Linked DNA regions of Mus musculus: region 1 is linked to region 2. A link is a loop called in an ENCODE intact Hi-C map of the cell type or tissue named here. Cell type or tissue: heart. All regions are shown on one strand. Each heading gives the region's core, and the rest is flanking DNA. Links, peaks and the distances in the headings are about the cores only.

Evidence for each region. Peaks named below come from ENCODE experiments on the same cell type or tissue, not always from the same donor. Only the 100,000 strongest peaks of a DNase experiment are listed, where the experiment ranks them.
Region 1: it touches region 2 in a loop (3-fold over the local background); 13 of 42 quality-filtered maps call a loop at or near these places.

The regions. Positions count from the first base shown.
Region 1 is chr10:78,482,983-78,491,310 of GRCm38, reverse strand. Gm30232 (a long non-coding RNA gene) reads right to left here and starts at 4,616. Exons shown (of 6, transcript XR_003948915.1): 1 at 4,156-4,616; 2 at 3,282-3,809; 3 at 1,672-1,996. In heart, for the core only: a CTCF peak has its summit at 3,395 (motif pointing right); a DNase peak (open chromatin) is centred at 3,430; H3K4me3 peaks cover 646 bases; H3K27ac peaks cover 401 bases; H3K27me3 peaks cover 3,709 bases.
Region 2 is chr10:78,434,703-78,443,024 of GRCm38, reverse strand. It overlaps Pdxk (pyridoxal (pyridoxine, vitamin B6) kinase), which reads left to right. Exons shown (of 11, transcript NM_172134.2): 10 at 1,822-1,888; 11 at 2,112-6,278. The coding sequence ends at 2,224. Mir6410 (microRNA 6410) reads right to left here and starts at 8,226; the gene lies at 8,123-8,226. In heart, for the core only: CTCF peaks have their summits at 2,000 (motif pointing right) and 3,312 (motif pointing left); DNase peaks (open chromatin) are centred at 1,932, 2,834, 3,344 and 4,760.

The DNA of each region.
Region 1 (8,328 bases), core at 126-8,125, 48 kb before region 2:
TTCTCCTCTATCCTTCTTTGTGGTATTGGAGATGAACTCGGGGCCTTGAACATACAAGGTAGGTTCTCTACTACTGAGCCACATCCTTTACTGTCCCCCAGTCCTTAGGTCTCAGAGAGTCCTTAGATTCCTTCTTCATCTCCTTCTCTCCTGCTTCCTTGACTCTCTCTTCTTTCCTTCCAATGGCCTCCAATACCCAGTTGTCTTGTATGCATCTTCAGCCCTCAGTCATCTCCTGGGGTTCCTCCCCATACTTCAAGACCCCCTAAGAATAGCAAGCTCCAAGGTTAAGCTCCTGCTTAACCCTATGTCCTCATCACTAAGCCACTTTAGCCAAGAAAGGAGCCATGTGTCACCTCAACCATCTACTTGACTTCTGCCTGCATCCAATCAGAACCTACAAACCACAGTATCTCTAAAGTTCAGCCCTCCTTTCTTTGTCAGGGCTCAATCTTCAGGCCCTGGTCTACCCTCAACAAATGCCTCTCCCACTTCAGGTTCCCCCTACCAGGTCACTAGTGAGCAAGTTCTACAACTTTCATGAGATGAGGGGGAAGGGGAAAGAAGAGAGTGGGGAGGAAAGAGAGTGAGTGTCAGGGGTGATAGTGCATGCCTGTAATCCTAGTAATTGGGAGGGCTGAGTAGGAGAACCATGAGTTCAAAGCCAACCTGGGCTACAGATTGAATTTCAGGCCAATGCCTATAAAACACAAACAAAACAAACAACAAGAAGAAAACAACAAGCAAGCCAGAGAAATGGCTCATGGTGCAAAGTGCTTATCATGCAAGCCTGAAAAACTAATGAGAAGAGAGAACTGACTTCACACTGCTGTCCTCTAACCTCTACAGGCTTGCAGTGTCATAAGTGTCATGGCACTTGGGGACCTACACACACACACACATCATACACACAATAATAAGTCCTTTGTTGCCGGGCATGGTGACGCACACTTTTAATCCCAGCACTCGGGAGGCAGAGGCAGGCAAATTTCTGAGTTCGAGGCCAGCCTGGTCTACAAAGTGAGTTCTATGACAGCCAGGGCTATACAGAGAAACCCTGTCTCCATAAACAAACCAAAAAAAAAAAAAAAAAAAAAAAAAAAAAGTCCTTTGTTTTGTTGTTGCTGTTGTTGCTTTTGGTTTTGTAGACCAGGCTAGCCTGGAACTCAGAGATCCACCTGCCTCTGCCTCCCAAGTGCTGAACTAAACGTGCTCGCCACCACTGCCTAGCAATATAAATACGTTTTAATTAAAAGTTATTTTTTTAAAGCTTATACATGCCTTTAACTGCTCTGAAAACAGCCTGCCTCTCCTGCTGGAGTAGCACTAGCCCCACGGTGCAATTTTGCAATGCCACCCTCTCACCCATCCTGTAGCCTCCCTACTCTCTCCCAAGCAGCACAGTCTAATATTTAAGAGACATTTTTCATTGTCACTGCAAGAAGGTGCTCTCACCTGCATTTGAAGAGTAAAATCTCAGTGCTGCAGCTAGGCTTCCTGTAGTGTGCACAGGATGAACCCCACCCATAGCAAAGAAGTCAACCCGACAGACACTGAAACGCCTGTGGAAGATGCATTGCAAGAGCGCTCTCAACTAAGAAGCATGAAACAGATGGTCTGGATCATGGGTGCTCTAACCACTGTACCCAGCCTTGGGCCACAGTCACTCACCCGATCACCTCTAGACCCAGCTAGATTCAGAGCTGTATTCAGAGCCAGGGCTTAGCTGGGGAAGACCATGGCCTGGACACGTGCGTCCAAGCAGAAGCGCAGTGAGTTGTGCAGAATAGCACTAAGTTGCTGCAGAAAGTCGGCAATGGAGCACAGCAACTCTTCAGAAGGCAGAAGAACTGTGAGGACCAGAACCCCTCAAGCCAAAAGGACCCGGACCTCGCTGGCACAGTCCAGCCAATCCCAGCCACACTCCTCAGTGTTACAACCCTGGTCACAATGGCCATCTGCAAAGTGGTCGGTGCAGTACTTCTCATAAGCCGGACTGGGGACAGAGAACACAAAGTTAGAGATTCTTCGGGTCATCTAAATGCACACACAGGGAAGAGCAGTACTGGGCAGTGCTGGTATGGGGTTGGCAGGGTTGGGGGAGATGTTCTTGGGTATGCTTTCTGCAAATGCAGTAACTGGCTGCATAACCACAAGTTCTGTGTTCCTAATTTGAAATAATTGGGACTAAAACTATTTCAGAGTTCAAATTAGAGTTTTAGAATATTTGCACATACGCTTAAATATTATATATGCAAATAAATGCAATGAGTTATCTTTTTATAGATATTTTAAGGTAAGATCTCATGTATCTCAAACTGGCCTCAAACTCCCTATGTTAGTCAGACAGGCTGGCATATACCTCTAATCCCAGTACTCCAGAGACAGAGACAAGGATGTCTCTGTGTGTTCAGGGCCAGCCTGAACTTACATAGCCAATTCCAGCCGGGAATTGTGAAACCCTATTTTTAAAAAAGAAAACAAAACTATGTAGCTGAGGGTGATCTTGAACTTATCATCCTCCTGTTCCACCTGCTGAGAGCCAGGGTTACAAGCACACAGCACCTCTCACAGTTCAGGCGGTGCATGGGACCAAAGCCTGGCTCTGTGGATGTTAAGCAAGCATTCCATCCATTGAGCTACATCCCCAGCCCACTATGCATAATTTATATAAGGCACCTCAGGGATGAGGCCCAAGCCTAAAGACAAAAATACACATACACAGAAGTAACTGTATATTTTTATACAGTGCCTGCCTTTGGTGGTTGTTTTGTTTCCATGCCGGGGTTTGAACCAAGGGCCTCATGCCATCTAGGGAGGTGCTCTGCCACTGAACTACACAGACCAACCTGAGTCTGAATTTTGACTGTAACTTATCAATGAGGCAAATGATGAAATTTTCCACTGTGGCATCATGCCCGTGCCCCACATAACTCAGGGATTCAAGTTTGGGATTTGGGATACTCGACCAGTATCACTATAACAACTATTGACTGAGCACCTGTTTCGGTCTACTGTTTTGCTTTTTGTTTGTTTGTTTTTGGGTATCACTGTGTGGCCTTGGCTGGCCTAGAACTCACTATGTAGATCATGCTGGCCTTTAATCCCTACAGAGACCTGCCTGTCTATGCCTCCAAAATGCTGGCATTAAATGTGTGAGCAACTAGACCCAGCTTAATTTTTAAATTTTTAAGAAAGACAGATTAACAAGTCCTAAGTGTGGACAGATGGAATGTGTAACTGCAGGCTGACAGAAGCAAATGGGGGTGGGGAGGGCTCACTTGCAGGTGCGGCCACCAGAGTAGCAGTCAAAGTTGTCATAGAGACAGGCTGGAGAGCTGCAGGTCTGGTCGCACCCGCTGTTGTTGAGACGCCAGTACTGCAGTGCCTCACACTGCCTCCAGGGGTCGTCCACGTTCAGCGAGCAGTCACTGCTTTCCCGGCCACAGCCTGAGCTGTTGCACTCACGCAGTTCTGGTCTCCTCGCTTGGCCTGGCATGCTGCTCACGGGCGGGGACCTCAGGGGCTGCGGAAGGGGTCTCACAACACGGTCCTCCCCAGCCCGGAGCGCATACACAGCGGAAGAAAGGGACAATCTGTACAGGTAGGCACGAGCCCCCATGCAGACAAGGGGCAGAGGCGCAACTGGTGTTAATAGCTCCTGAGGGTGACGCCCTAGAAATCCGGCAGGAGGGCCCGGACAGCCTGGGAGGACAAGTGCAGCGTGGTCCACTCAGTGGAATACTCACTGGGCACTGCAGCTCTCGGCAAGAGCGTGCCACCCACTCACAACGCAGACCCCAGAATGGCTAATGGTGAAGTGAGGGGACAGAAAGAGAAAAAAAAATGTAGTGAGAAGAAACAGGAGGTTGGAGTGGAGGTCAAGACTTGGAAAATGATGACCCCCCACCCCATTCTCTCCAATTCCAGCAACCTCCCCTTTCCTCTACTGACCTCACTTTGAAGATAAGCTATACCTTCCCCCAGGAGGCAACAAAGCCACGTCACAATTTCACTAAGTTACACTCCAAACCATAATTCAGCATCTCAGAACCTCTTTTCCTTCTACTTTTCCCTTATAGACAGACATATGCTTCCCTAAAGCCACGGGCCTTTTCTTTCCCCAAGGGTTCCACCCCTACCAATCACACCTACCTGGACACAGTGACAGGTGAAGGTCAGCCCACCTCCACAGCCTAGGCTGGGACAGCACTGGCCTCCATGCTGACGTGGCTGGGACTCACAGGGGGACAGAGCCCATGCTCCACCCACCTGGGGCTTCAGCCCAGCAAGTCATTCTCAAAGAGGAAGCCTCCATAACCAGGTGGACAGGCAGAGGTGAAGGAGGCCACATGATCAGAACAGGGGCCACCAGGGCCACTGGGGCTGCTCAGACATTTGTCCACATCTCGGGCATAGCGAGGACCAGCAAAGCCAACGAGGCAAAAGGAGGAGAAGGAGCCCACGCCATCCTGGCAGGAGCCACCATGGAGGCACCGGTCTGCAGTGAGCAGGAAAGAAGTCTGCCTATGCCACATCAGCCTGACCTGACCCAGCTGTGCTTTACGCTGGAGTTCAATATGTAGATGAGGCTGGCCTTGAACTCAGAGATGAACCTGCACTCTGCCTTCTGAGTGCAGAAATTAAAGGTGTTTTGTGTCCCAGCCTACAAGGGACACTCTTGGTGAGAGATCAACCTCCCTCCACAAGATGCCCTCTGACCACCATATGAATGCCATGGCTCACGTGTGCAACACATATATGAATAAATAAATGTAAAAACTATTCTTTTTTTTAAAAAGCCCCTTTGAGCCATAGAACTGACCCTACCTATTCTGAAGTTCAGAATCTGTGGGTTCAATCAGTAGATGAACAATAGTGAAAATCAGAGATTACCCAAGGACAGAACATGCACACTATTTTCTTGTTATTTTCTAAACAATAGAGTATATCAAACACATACATGCCATGTATATTGATGTTGGTATGTCAAGCCATCTAGAGGGACAGGCTAGATGGCTTTAGCAGGTAAAGGTGCTTGGCCACCCAGGGCTGCCCGCCTGAGCTCAATCCCTGCAACCCGCATGGTGGATGAAAAAAAATCAACTCCTGCAGGCTATCCTCTGGCCTCCACACTCTAATGTAGCATGTGTGCATTCCTTCCCATCCCCTCTTTCTCTCTCACCTTCCCTCCCTCTCTCTAATTTAAATTAAAAATGAAGTCTGGGTTGATGATACGACTCAGCATGGATAAAGCCACCAAGCCTAACATCCGGAGTTGGAGCCCCAGATCCCACAAGGTAGAAGGACTATACTGTCCTATGACCTCCACACATGCTACATCCACTGCCACGGACCACCCCAGTTGGGTATGGGGGTCCCTGGCATGAGGGTCCTTGAAGCTAGGTGGGTAAGGATTCGGCGGTGACAAACAGAAACAAACGCAGAGGCAGTTTGAATCTGAGTGTATTTTGCAGCTCTCAAGCATGGGATTTTACACATTAAAAAAAAAAACAAACATTACATCTCTTAGAAACTGTATCCAGTGAAACAATCACAAATACCAACAAATAGCATTTGGCACAGTAAAGCACAAAAACCATCCAAGCATTACAACTCTGAAACTATGTATTCAGTGAATCACAAACAGAACAGGTGACATCATTATAAATCATCAAAATATAACAATTCTAAAAGGATGTATTCAGTGGGGGCTGTCATCCGAGGCTAGTGGCATATTTCCAGGAGCAGGTTAATAAATCTTTAACGGTCAGTGCCCTTAACCACTGAAATAACTCTCCAGCCCCATGGTCAATTATTATTTAACATCTAGTGCTTGATTTTTTTTTTATAAATCTTCAATGTATAAATTTAAACTATTTTAATTCTTTCTAATTAAGGCTTTCTTTACCATATACCAAAATCCACCTCCTATTACACATGTGTAGCCATATGAAATTTTATTGTTGTGAAAGTTTTCATCTATCTTAATACTTTTGTAAATGATTTAGAAAGTAAAGCATTGGTTTCCCCGGAGATAAGGTCATGTTAGTGGCCCCATCTCTAGGGATGATTTCTTACCCATTATTCTCACTTAAGATCTTGGCCTAGGCTACCAGGAACATGTAAATAAGAAAAGAAATAAGAGGAAACAAAACAGATAGATTGTCATGAGAACTATGGCTCAGTACTTTTTTCCTCCGGCAAAGAGTTCCACAACCAGTTCCAGGAGGCCTCCCCCTTTTGAGGTCAATCGCCTCAGTCTGTGGAACTTGTCACACAGATCCTACTGGAGGTGGTGTGGCAATACATGCTCACACACATGCACACAATAATAAGTAAATGTAAACATTTTAAAATAGAAGGTTATCTAGAGATGATTTAAATAATCTGGGAGGAGATGCAGAGGTTATTTGCAAACATTAAGCCATTTGACAATAAAGGACTTTAACATCCTTAGAGTCTGTAATCCATGGAGGCTCTGGAACTAACCTCAAAGTACCAAGGAATACTTGTAGTGCCACTGCCTGCTCTGATTCATAAGCTCAGCACAGCCTGTGGTGACCAGTGTAGCTACTACTGGCTACATGAGGTTAATAGGCCCTTGATATCACTGCCAGTCCAAATGAGATAAGCTACAAATGTAAAATACATTTAGCAAAATTTAAATTTTTGAAGCCTTATATGTGAAAATGAAAATATTTTCTATATTGGCTTAAATAAAACATTTTTTAACTTTTTATTTCATTTTTCTGTGTGTGTGTGTGTGTGTTTGTGTGTGTGTGTGTGTGTGCATAGCAGGCATGTAGAGATCAGAAGACAACTTGTAGGGCTGATGTAGGTTCATCAGGTTTAGAAGCAGTGCTTTTCCCTGCAGAGTCATCCCAGCAGCCCTAATTATATAGTGGTGCTGAGATGGAAGTAAGGCTCTCATGAATGAGGGGAATAAGTGTTGTCAGGAAAGTCAGGAAACAACACAGTGCCAGGAAAAGGAAGCACCCCAAAGATCCCTGCACTTACTGGGGTCACAGTTGTCAATGTCTTGATCACAGAAAGGGCCAGTGTATCCCCCACGGCAGATGCACCTGAAGCTCCCTGGCAGGTTGGTGCAGGTACCATGGGGGCCGCAGGGTGAGGCAACGGCACACTCATCCACATCCTTCTGGCATCATGGACTGGAAGTTGGAAGGGAAGCAATTGAGGTTACAGGGGTAAAGTGGGGTCTAAGGATGCCAGCAGCTCAAGAACCCGCTGGGGGAGGCAAGGAAAGGCAAAGACCAGCCGCTATCCCTGGGTGTTTGGCACATACCACTCCTGAAATATATTCTGCCTGTCTCTTTAGATGTTGAATACACACTCTGAAGTCACCCGATCAGAAATATCATCAAATCTCAGGTATCCCAGTATCCTCAGCCCCATATGGCTTCCCTTTTCTCCTGAGCTGACTCAGATGGGCTGTGAATGTCTGGATCCAGCTGTCTTTTCCCAGAATGAAGCAACTTCAAAGGCAGGGCAGGACTGAGTCCCCTCTGGGCTTCCTGGCATTACCCAATATGGAACAAAGTGCAGAACAGGAGAAAGAGGGGAAGAGGAAGAGGAAAAAGAAGAGAGGAGGGAGAAGAGAAGAAGAGGAAGGAGAGGAGGACATTGGTGCACCTTGCCAGCCTGGGGGACAGGAACAGCCAGTCAGCCGGTCAAGGTCAGACTCACAGTGGCTTGGAGTGCAGGGGGACAGCACCTCACATTGATGGCCTGTAGGGAGCAGATAGTTTAAATAGCCTTGAAACTCACTACTCCCAACTCCCCCATCCCTGGAGTCCCCACCCTGATGTTTAGAAAAGACAAAAAAAAGAGAAAGATTAAAGGAATGAAGAAAGGAAGAAGGAAGGAAATACAGATGGGGCTGGAAAGACGGTTCAGTAGTTAAGACCTGTGCATTCTGGGTAGAACAAGAATGGATTCACTAGACAGTGTGGGTGAAACACTATTTATCAACCAAACAGGGGCTCAAACACTCAGCAATTGCCCTTGCCTACGGACTTTGATCTCCTATGCTGTATAATAACAATCAATTGCTCTATTTGTCTGGCAAGCAAGCCTGATTCAGGACAGCCCTGGATTGTCCTTAGATGCAATTCCAGCCACTTGTGGTCCTTCCAGATCCTTCCAGGTCCATGGTAGCCAGCTACTATACCCTAACATCTCCCAGGAATCAGTATAGTGGCTGGCCATGAGTGGAAGGGGAATGGGGACCTGCCACCTTGCTCAGTGACCAGCCAAAAAGTACATTGCAAGAGGCCACCACCTGGCTGCCCAGGCCAGCCCAAT
Region 2 (8,322 bases), core at 1-8,000:
TAGTGTTTCTGTGTGTACATGTGTAGTGTGTATGTGTGCATGTGTAGTGTGTGTGTGTTTTTTTAAGAAACCAAGATTCCATTATTCTCACCGCATTTCCCAGTGCATAGCCCAGATTGTTTCCTGCTATGTAGCCATTGCCAGATTTAACAGACACCGACCTTCGGGGTAAAAAGGCAGTAAGCTGAGAATGCACACTGAAGTGTAGTCCCTCTGCTCTTATGCCTGTCATGGAGATAGGTCTTTCTATGGTTGTTTGTCCATCCCTTGTGTAGACTTACGTTGTGTGGAGATAGGACCAAATTAGTACTAGGGGTGCATCCTAGCCACATCGGAGCTCAGGTGAGACGGAGCTGTTTTGGGTGGGTCATGCTGGGGCTTTTTCTTGTGCAGTATGCAATTCAATGTGTGCCAGCTGGGGCAGAGGAGTTTTCTTAAGGCAATGCCCTTGCATCTGTGTTCTCCTGGCCTGTGACCAGAAAAGCTGCATGATGACCAAGCAGCAGGTCCTTTACACAACTCCCCAGCAGCTCGAAGCCAGCATGTCCTCCCCCAGTGCTGTTAAAGGCAAGTCGCAAGGGCTGGGCTCATGACTCAGTGGAGCACTTACCTTGCACACACAAGGCCTGGGTTCCATGCCAGCAATAGCAAATACAAAAAAAAAGAACAGAGTTGGAACAGTCCCTACCCAGTGTAGACTGTCCCAGCCCTGCAGATGGTTGATGCCCCTCACTGTAAGGGACATGGTTGCATAGCTAGGTGAGGGCTGCCTTCCTTAGACTGGAGGAGGAAGAGAGGATCTGTCCCTGGCCTGTCCCGTAACTCTTCCTACCCTGCTCTGTCCACATCTGACTCCTTGCCTTTATAATAGAGAGGGGAAGCAGGCTCTTATGTGTCAAGTCCTTTGAAAACTCTGAATTTAGGTCCAGTATGCTCACTCCTTTTCTCTTGTACTGGCTCTCCTCCAGCCTCCCTCAGGTATAGGGCAAGCCAGGCTTGTCCTGTCTAATTGGCAGCAGTGGGGGTTCCACTGCACAGAGCAGCAGAGTTTTGGCAGCTCTCGTCCTATGGAGCCTCACTGCGGGGCTCCCAAGACAAGCCCTGGTCCTTCCAATCCATGTCAGGGAATTGAGGAGTGTCTGGGTACTGGCAGGGTCCTCTGGCCTTGAACTTGGGGTGGGCCAGAGCTCTTTTCCTTTTTAGAGTCTTTAAAACTAATTATTCTTAGGAATTGTAATTAAGCACCTGCTGTGTGCCAGGTGCACCCAATGTTGTCAAGTCGTCCCAAGGTCAATGATGTCACATCCAGAGATGCATCTCGGTCCACAGGGAAGTGGGTAATTAGCATCAGCTTGGCTCTTTCTCCACTGCTGTAACAAAACACCGGAGATCCTTTATAAAGAGGGAAGGTTTCTGTCTACTCATGGTTTTAGAGGTATCTGTCCCTGGTGAGCTGACCTTGTTGCTTTGCAACTTGTAGCTGTGCATCACGGTGGCATCTAGGAAGCAAAGACCTTGCACCAGGCCCCACCTCCAGAAGCTGCTATCCCTCCAATAGCACCCCAGACAGAGGGCTTAGCCTCTAGCATGTGCTCTGGGGGACCCTCCAGATACAGATTGATGCAGAAACATCTGTGGAGTGGGGGGGGGGGGGGAGCTATCCTGCAGTCAGCCCAGTGGGGGCCCCGCTGTGTCCAGTGTGGGTGTGAGGGACAGTGAGGCCATCTCCGTGGTGACTGGGGGAGCTGATACTTGAGGATGCCCTCTGTACAGGAATGCTCAGCAGGTGGGCCATTGCCTGTGTCTCTGTCCTCTCTATAGGTGGCCTGTGAGAAAACCGTGTCTGCCATGCAGCACGTCCTACAGAGGACCATCCGGTGTGCAAAAGGTACCTGTCTGTGCTCTGTCTTCCACGGGAGTAGTCCCTGATTGGAGGTGGACAAGAGGGAGGGGGAGCTCTCCCTTCCAGCCTCTGCCTCCTGCTATGTTAGAAGTGAGGCAGCAGGGGGCAGTGTGGCACCCCCTCCTGAAGCAGGAATTCAGAACTATGGGAGAGGGAAGGGTGTCTTAGGTTCCATCCTGCCTGCTCTGATCTTCCCTGTGCTCTGCAGCTGAAGCAGGAGAAGGACAGAAGCCCAGCCCCGCTCAGCTGGAGCTGAGGATGGTCCAGAGCAAAAGGGACATCGAGGACCCCGAGATCGTCGTGCAGGCCACAGTGCTGTGAGGACCACACCCACTCGCCCCGACACACAGCCAGCTGAGGTGTCCGTCTCCATCCCTGTGAAAAGCTGTAACGTCTGCCTTAGAGCCATGACTGAAACTCGACATCCGTGTTCCTTCCCGAGAGTCGGGTCTCAGCCAGTCTCTAGCGTGAAAAATGTGCCATTGTGCTATTTTTTTAAAAAATGACAAAGCCGTCGTAGAAATGTGTGATTCACAACCATGGTCCCTTCCCCAAAGGCCCTGGGCCTCTGACTGCCTCATGTTGCCTCATAGGTATGTGGAAGGTAGGTGGAGGAGACCAGCCTGCTGCCTCTGGACCTTTCTGTTGGTCACTGGCTGCCATTGCCCCCTGTGTATGTATACACAGTCCTGATTGTGTATAGACTCTGCCTGTGTCGGCGCTGTCTTTAAAATGGGGTTAGGTCTTAACCGTTGGCATTGGAAGAATTATGCCAAATATCTTCTTTGCCATTCTGGTCTTTCCCTTGTTCCTGCATTAGAGTTTCTGTGTCTCTGCTGCTCTTTGGGTGGTGTCCCAGAATGTCAGACGAATGCAGCTGCTGGTCTGCGAGGGAAGGTTTCATATCCCCGTGCTTGCACAAGCATGCGGTCACTGTGACAGGGACCTTTTAAGGAACGGGAACATTCCAGGACATCTGCAAGCCGTCTGGGTGTCTGCAGGGTCTCCTGTAACTCTGGAGCTGAGTGCAGGGCAGCTTGGGAATTCAGGGAAGTTTGCCTCACTGGGCTTTTTTTTTTTTTTGGTTTTGGTTTTGGTTTTGATTTTTCAAGACAAGGTTTCTCTGTGTAGCCCTGGCTGTCCTGGAACTCACTTTGTAGACCAGGCTGACCACAAACTCAGAAATCCGCCTGCCTCTGCCTCCCGAGTGCTGGTATTAAAGGCGTGGACCACCATGCCCGGCTCTCACTGGGCTCTTGTGGGCACTCACACAGCCCCTGCAGGACTGTCAGGTGGCAGTTCACCTGCCACATGCTGCTGGGGACAGTGCATTGCTGCACAGGGGGTTGGACAGACAGGGAAGGAGAGACAGAGGTGGCTCCTGCCCCCTGGTGGCAGACTGAAGTGCGGGTTTTCTCCACTCCCCTCACCCTCATTTCTGGATTCTGTGCCCACCTCATGCTGAGGGGCCAGGGGCCCTGATGTGAAGCCAGGGCCTCTGCCTCCTTGGAAGGTCTTCTCCTCTACAGAGCACATTGGCATTGTGTATGCAGGGGCAGCTCTTAGACCCCAGCTGGGGACTGTGACGTGTCCCATTGTCTACTGCTCGGGGGTGAACTTCCTGGCTCTGCTTTCCAGAGTTTAGGGTCCCTAATCATGGCTGCGAGCCGCACCCATATCCCTGCTCCTCAGTCCTTAAGATATCTATCTTCTGAGAAGCCACAGCCTAAGGAGACCAGGGAGACTGGGAGAGGTGAAGAGTGCATTATGCCTACCTCTTCCCCAGAAGCATAGGGTCTCCATGGAGCTCTGAGAGCGACACCCTTTCCCCATTATGATGCCCCAGATGGAGGAGATAGATGCTGGTCCACATGGACCTGAACCAGCCCGTATTCTGAGGTGTCCGTTAATAAGCCTTTTACAGCTTTGAAGGAAGCAGAGAACTGGGCTCTCTCTCTCTCTCTCTCTCTCTCTCTCTCTCTCTCTCTCTCTCTCTCTCTCTCTCTCTCTCTCTGTCACACACACACAATGTAATTTTAAAAAGTACTTTGGTCATCAGTACCCCAGGACAAGATTAGCAAGCTCTCTGTTAAGGCCATGAAGCCTGACATGTGTCCAAACCTGGTGCCAATGTGGCACCTCTGAGCCCCAAGAAAAAAGAAAGCAAAGACAGCAGGCCCCTAGTATCCAAATCAGAATTGGCTTTTACTTTTACTTTATTTTAGTAAGGAAGTAATGTGCTTGGGAAGGAAGCTGCATTAGCCCAGGGTTAGCCGCTTCCTATTGGGGACATTGATTCTGTCTCAAAGTATCTCCTTCCACCTCCTGAATACTAGGAAGGAATCACCACACCACATATGACCAGTGCTCCCTTTTATTGCTGCTATCTGGGGTGCCTCTCTTCCAGACATCCACGCAGCTACCTGCACTGAGAGGTCCTGGAAAGCCATGTCTGTCCATGTGACAGATGGATGCTGACCACAAAAGCCACCAGTGGATGCTAAGAATGGGTGTCCCTCCAAGGGGCAGTTCTGGGAGGTCAGGTTCAATGTGAGGTTACAATAGAGCTGCAGTCTCTGTAGGGAAAGCGGTGAGTCAGGGAAGGCTTGAACCTGGTTCCCAGGTCTGAGTGAATGTCACTCCCCAACCCCCTGAATGATAGAGACGCACCCTGGGATGGAGGTGCGGCTGGACATGCATGTGCCAGTCCTGATGCTTTCCCACACTTTCTGTGACAGCTGTAGATGGTGCCAGTCCTGCAGAACCAGAGAAGAGAGGTTTCTACCTCCACTTGCAGTTTCAGTATCCACCAGCAGGGGTCGGGGTGGAGCCGGAGCAGTGTCAGAGGCCCAGGTGGATGCTGGTACCAGCAGATTAAACAGCAGCCATCCTGCTGGGAGATTTGGTGGTTGTTTTTTACTGTGTACATCTTTCTGTTGGGCCTCAGACTTGGCGTTGTGCAACACCTGACAGTAAGTGGGAGTCAGTGTGTCCCCAGGTCAGCCTGACATCCCAGGAAGCCATTGTGTCGTCAGCATGGCCAGAACTGACAGTTTGTGTTTCCTTGCTGACTCTGGTTTATTCTTGTGGCAGGCACCCTAGAGGCTGAGGCAGCAGGAGAGCTATGGAGTAAGACACCCACACTCACACCGCCCACCCACCCACCTACCCACTCTTGCCTCCTTCCTTACATCCTCCCTCCCTCCCTTCTTCCTTCTCTTCCTTTCTTTTTTAATTTCTAGTGGAATAAACACAATTTTAAGATTCCCCACTATTGAAGCAGGCAGAGGATATCCTCAGAGCAGGCGTCTCCATCTCCCTTGGATTACCTCCCTGCTTGTGGCTGAGCTCCCCTGGGCCAGCATCTCCTCATTCCTTCCCCTGTTTCACCATCAGGCAGTTTCTGGTCTTTGTGCAATAGGATACACATTCCAGGTGGAAAAGGTCTCCCTGATGCCGTGGGAACCCCACTCTGTCCCCGTGGGAACCCCACCCTGTCCCCGTCAGCTCTTGAATAGCCAGTTAGGGCTGCCTCTGCCCTGAAGCTACAGATGGGTGGGAACAGACATCCATGGCTGGAAGCTCCCAGAAGGCCTTGGGTATAACCTTGGCCATACCTCACTGCCCATCCTATAGAGCCAGCAGGTCCCATGAGACGTTGGGTAAAGCCATGACTGCACCTCATGGCCTGCCTTGCAGGGCTAGGCAGTGCCCCATGCAGGCAGGTGTAGGTGACTTGGACTGGGGGCTCTGGAAGCCTCTGAGCTGCCAGTTTCATGCCTGACATGGAGGATATGTCCGGGGGGGGGGGGGCGGTGACAGAACACAATAGAGGACATGGGCTTAGCATATCCTTCTCATATCCCACAGAGCAGGAAGATCCCCTCAAAGCTCAGGCCTGAGTGAGTCCCAAAAAAACATCCTGAAACCATTTTCTGAATGATGGGGGAGGGGTCAGTGTTTTGTGAATGGAGGATGAGACACAGGCTCCTCAAATGCTCCTAGCTTCATAGCTGCCCATTCCTGACACACAGCCTGTCAGAACTTCAGCCGTGTGTTGAGAACCTGGACCAATTGGAGGATGGGCTGCACCTGTGGGGCTGGCCCGACCCTGCTAGTCCTCCCCAGAGACCACCCCTCTGTGGAGTCCCCTGGCCTTCAGAGCAAAGCACAGTTGGCCCCTCAGTCCCTGCTGCGCAGGAGGGGTGTGCTCCGGGCTCAGGTGGTCTCCTGCCCAAGTCCCCAAGCCCTGTGTACTGTGTCCCCTGTCAATGTGTTTGTGGACATGAGCACCTGTCAGCACTGTGTAGCTGTGTCTGTTTTGTGCTGGTCTGTTGTCTTCTATGACTATCCACAAATAAATATTTTCATTGCAGTTGTCTTAGTGTGGTCATTTCTCCCCTGCTGGTCCCTGGTGGTTACTGCTCAGAAAGAGCACCTGGATTCCCCAAAACAGTCCTCAAAGGAAAGCGTGTGCTTGTGGTGGCCGGCAGCTCACCCTTCACTCTCTTCTGTCTCAGGGAACTATTGGGTGCTTTAGGGCCAGCCCTAAGGCTTCCCGAATAATTCTCTGGTGGGCACTGAGAGATGGAGTATGCCCAGGTGATCCACCTGCAAGGAGCTGAAGACCAGCCATTGGCTAACGATCCAACAGTTCAGTTGCTCCTGAGTTCTCGTGCCACCTGGCTCCTTGACCTTTGACAGTGACGTTGAATGGTGAGACTTAGGAGTTCCATGACCATAACTTTGTTAAGGACTTAGGTGTAAAGCATTGGAGCAAATCAGAGGAAGGCAAGGGGGTAGGAGGGTCTTAGAGAAGAGATCCTTGGGTCCCTATTTGGCCATTCAGCACGAGGGGATGTGGGGTCCTGCAGAGGCTGACAGGGACAGAACAGACAGTCTGGTGTCCAGAGACTACTGCCTACTTCTTCCATTTAAGGAGACCTTTGTTATTTAGAGATCGAGAGGCTGGGTGTATTCAGGTGAGATGGCAGCATCAGCTGCTTCTGAAAGTGCCAGGCACAAGGCTGAAGCACTTTGGGCTTGTGGCCCTTTCTCCGTGTTTGCTATCAGACACAGCACCTTTCAAGTCTCACGATTCAGACCTTCCCGCTTCCTAATGTGTGACACTGGACCCCACAGCAATTAGGATCACCTACCACTTGAGACCTCCATTGAATCCTGTCATCAGAGCCTTTGCCATGCCAGGTACCATCTCTGCAGGTTCCAGGATATGGCCATCTTTGGAGGCCATTCCTTAGGGGGCCACATCCTGAGACAACAGTGGTATAGGGTGGGGGTCTTGAGTTGGTCATCTCTCCCTGGGATCTGAGTTGAACCTCCCCCTGAGGCTCACAGTTAATCTCACCCAACTCAAGGTCTCCCCTCGGGAGGGGGGGAAGGCCAGCTTCCAGCTCACTACCCTCAGGGGTTCCAAGCTGGTGCCTGGACTAGGAAGTCAAGGTCATCCAAGTGTCCAGCCAGTAGTGAGGGACATGCCCTTGCTAGAGCAAGAGCAGCAGAGGTGGGACAGGTGGTCCCAGGGTGTGTAGTAGCCAGAGGACTTGTGGGTTTCTAGGCCTCATTAGACTGCCAGCAAGATCTGGTCATTACAGCGCCTGGGGACAGCTCCCTCCAGTGCATCTGGTCTCTCCTGAGCACTTCTGGCCCTAGCTGAGTCCAATTCTGACTTGCCAGTTTGCCCCTGTGACCTGGTGGGGTCTTGTGCCATCTGTTGCCTTCAACTCTGTGTGAGGGCAGGGAGTCTAGAGACCTGGCCAGTGCTTGCTAAGCCAGACTTCCACTACCTCAGGGAGTTATCAGGACCAGGCTAAGCTGGGCAGGGGCGGTACTTCTTCCCTCCAGAGGCTGACCCAAGCCGTCAATGCTTCCCTGTGGCATGGCTTTACCCACACTTGAAGGGTCTCCTTGCCGTATCCAGAACCCAGCCAGGGAAGCAGGAGAGGACAAAGGGTTCTGACACCACCACTCTGATCCCTTGTCGCAATATAGCACATCACAGTGGTTGACCCACTCGGAATGAGAAGTCAGGATGTGGCTGTAAAATGCAAGTGGAGAGCAAAATGAACTCTAGATAGATGTCTGTTCCCCTGGTGAGGTCTTCCAAACACCACAGTTAGGATGAGGACAGGCTGGACTGGGACCCTGCCTCACGTCTGGTGTCTTAACAAGAATATGGTCCGTGGTTAGTACACTACAGTCCAGGGCCATGGAACTCCTCGGCCCTACCCCTGGAGAACTAGATCAACACATTCCTTCCAAACAAGGTCCCCAGGAGCACAGAGTAGTCCCTGAGCCAAGACAAGGGACCGGGACGGTCTGGCCTGAGGTCTCCCTCCAGCCTCCTCACTGAGGAGAGTACCACTCATCTGGGCTGGATCTGGGGCACAGCTGAGGGC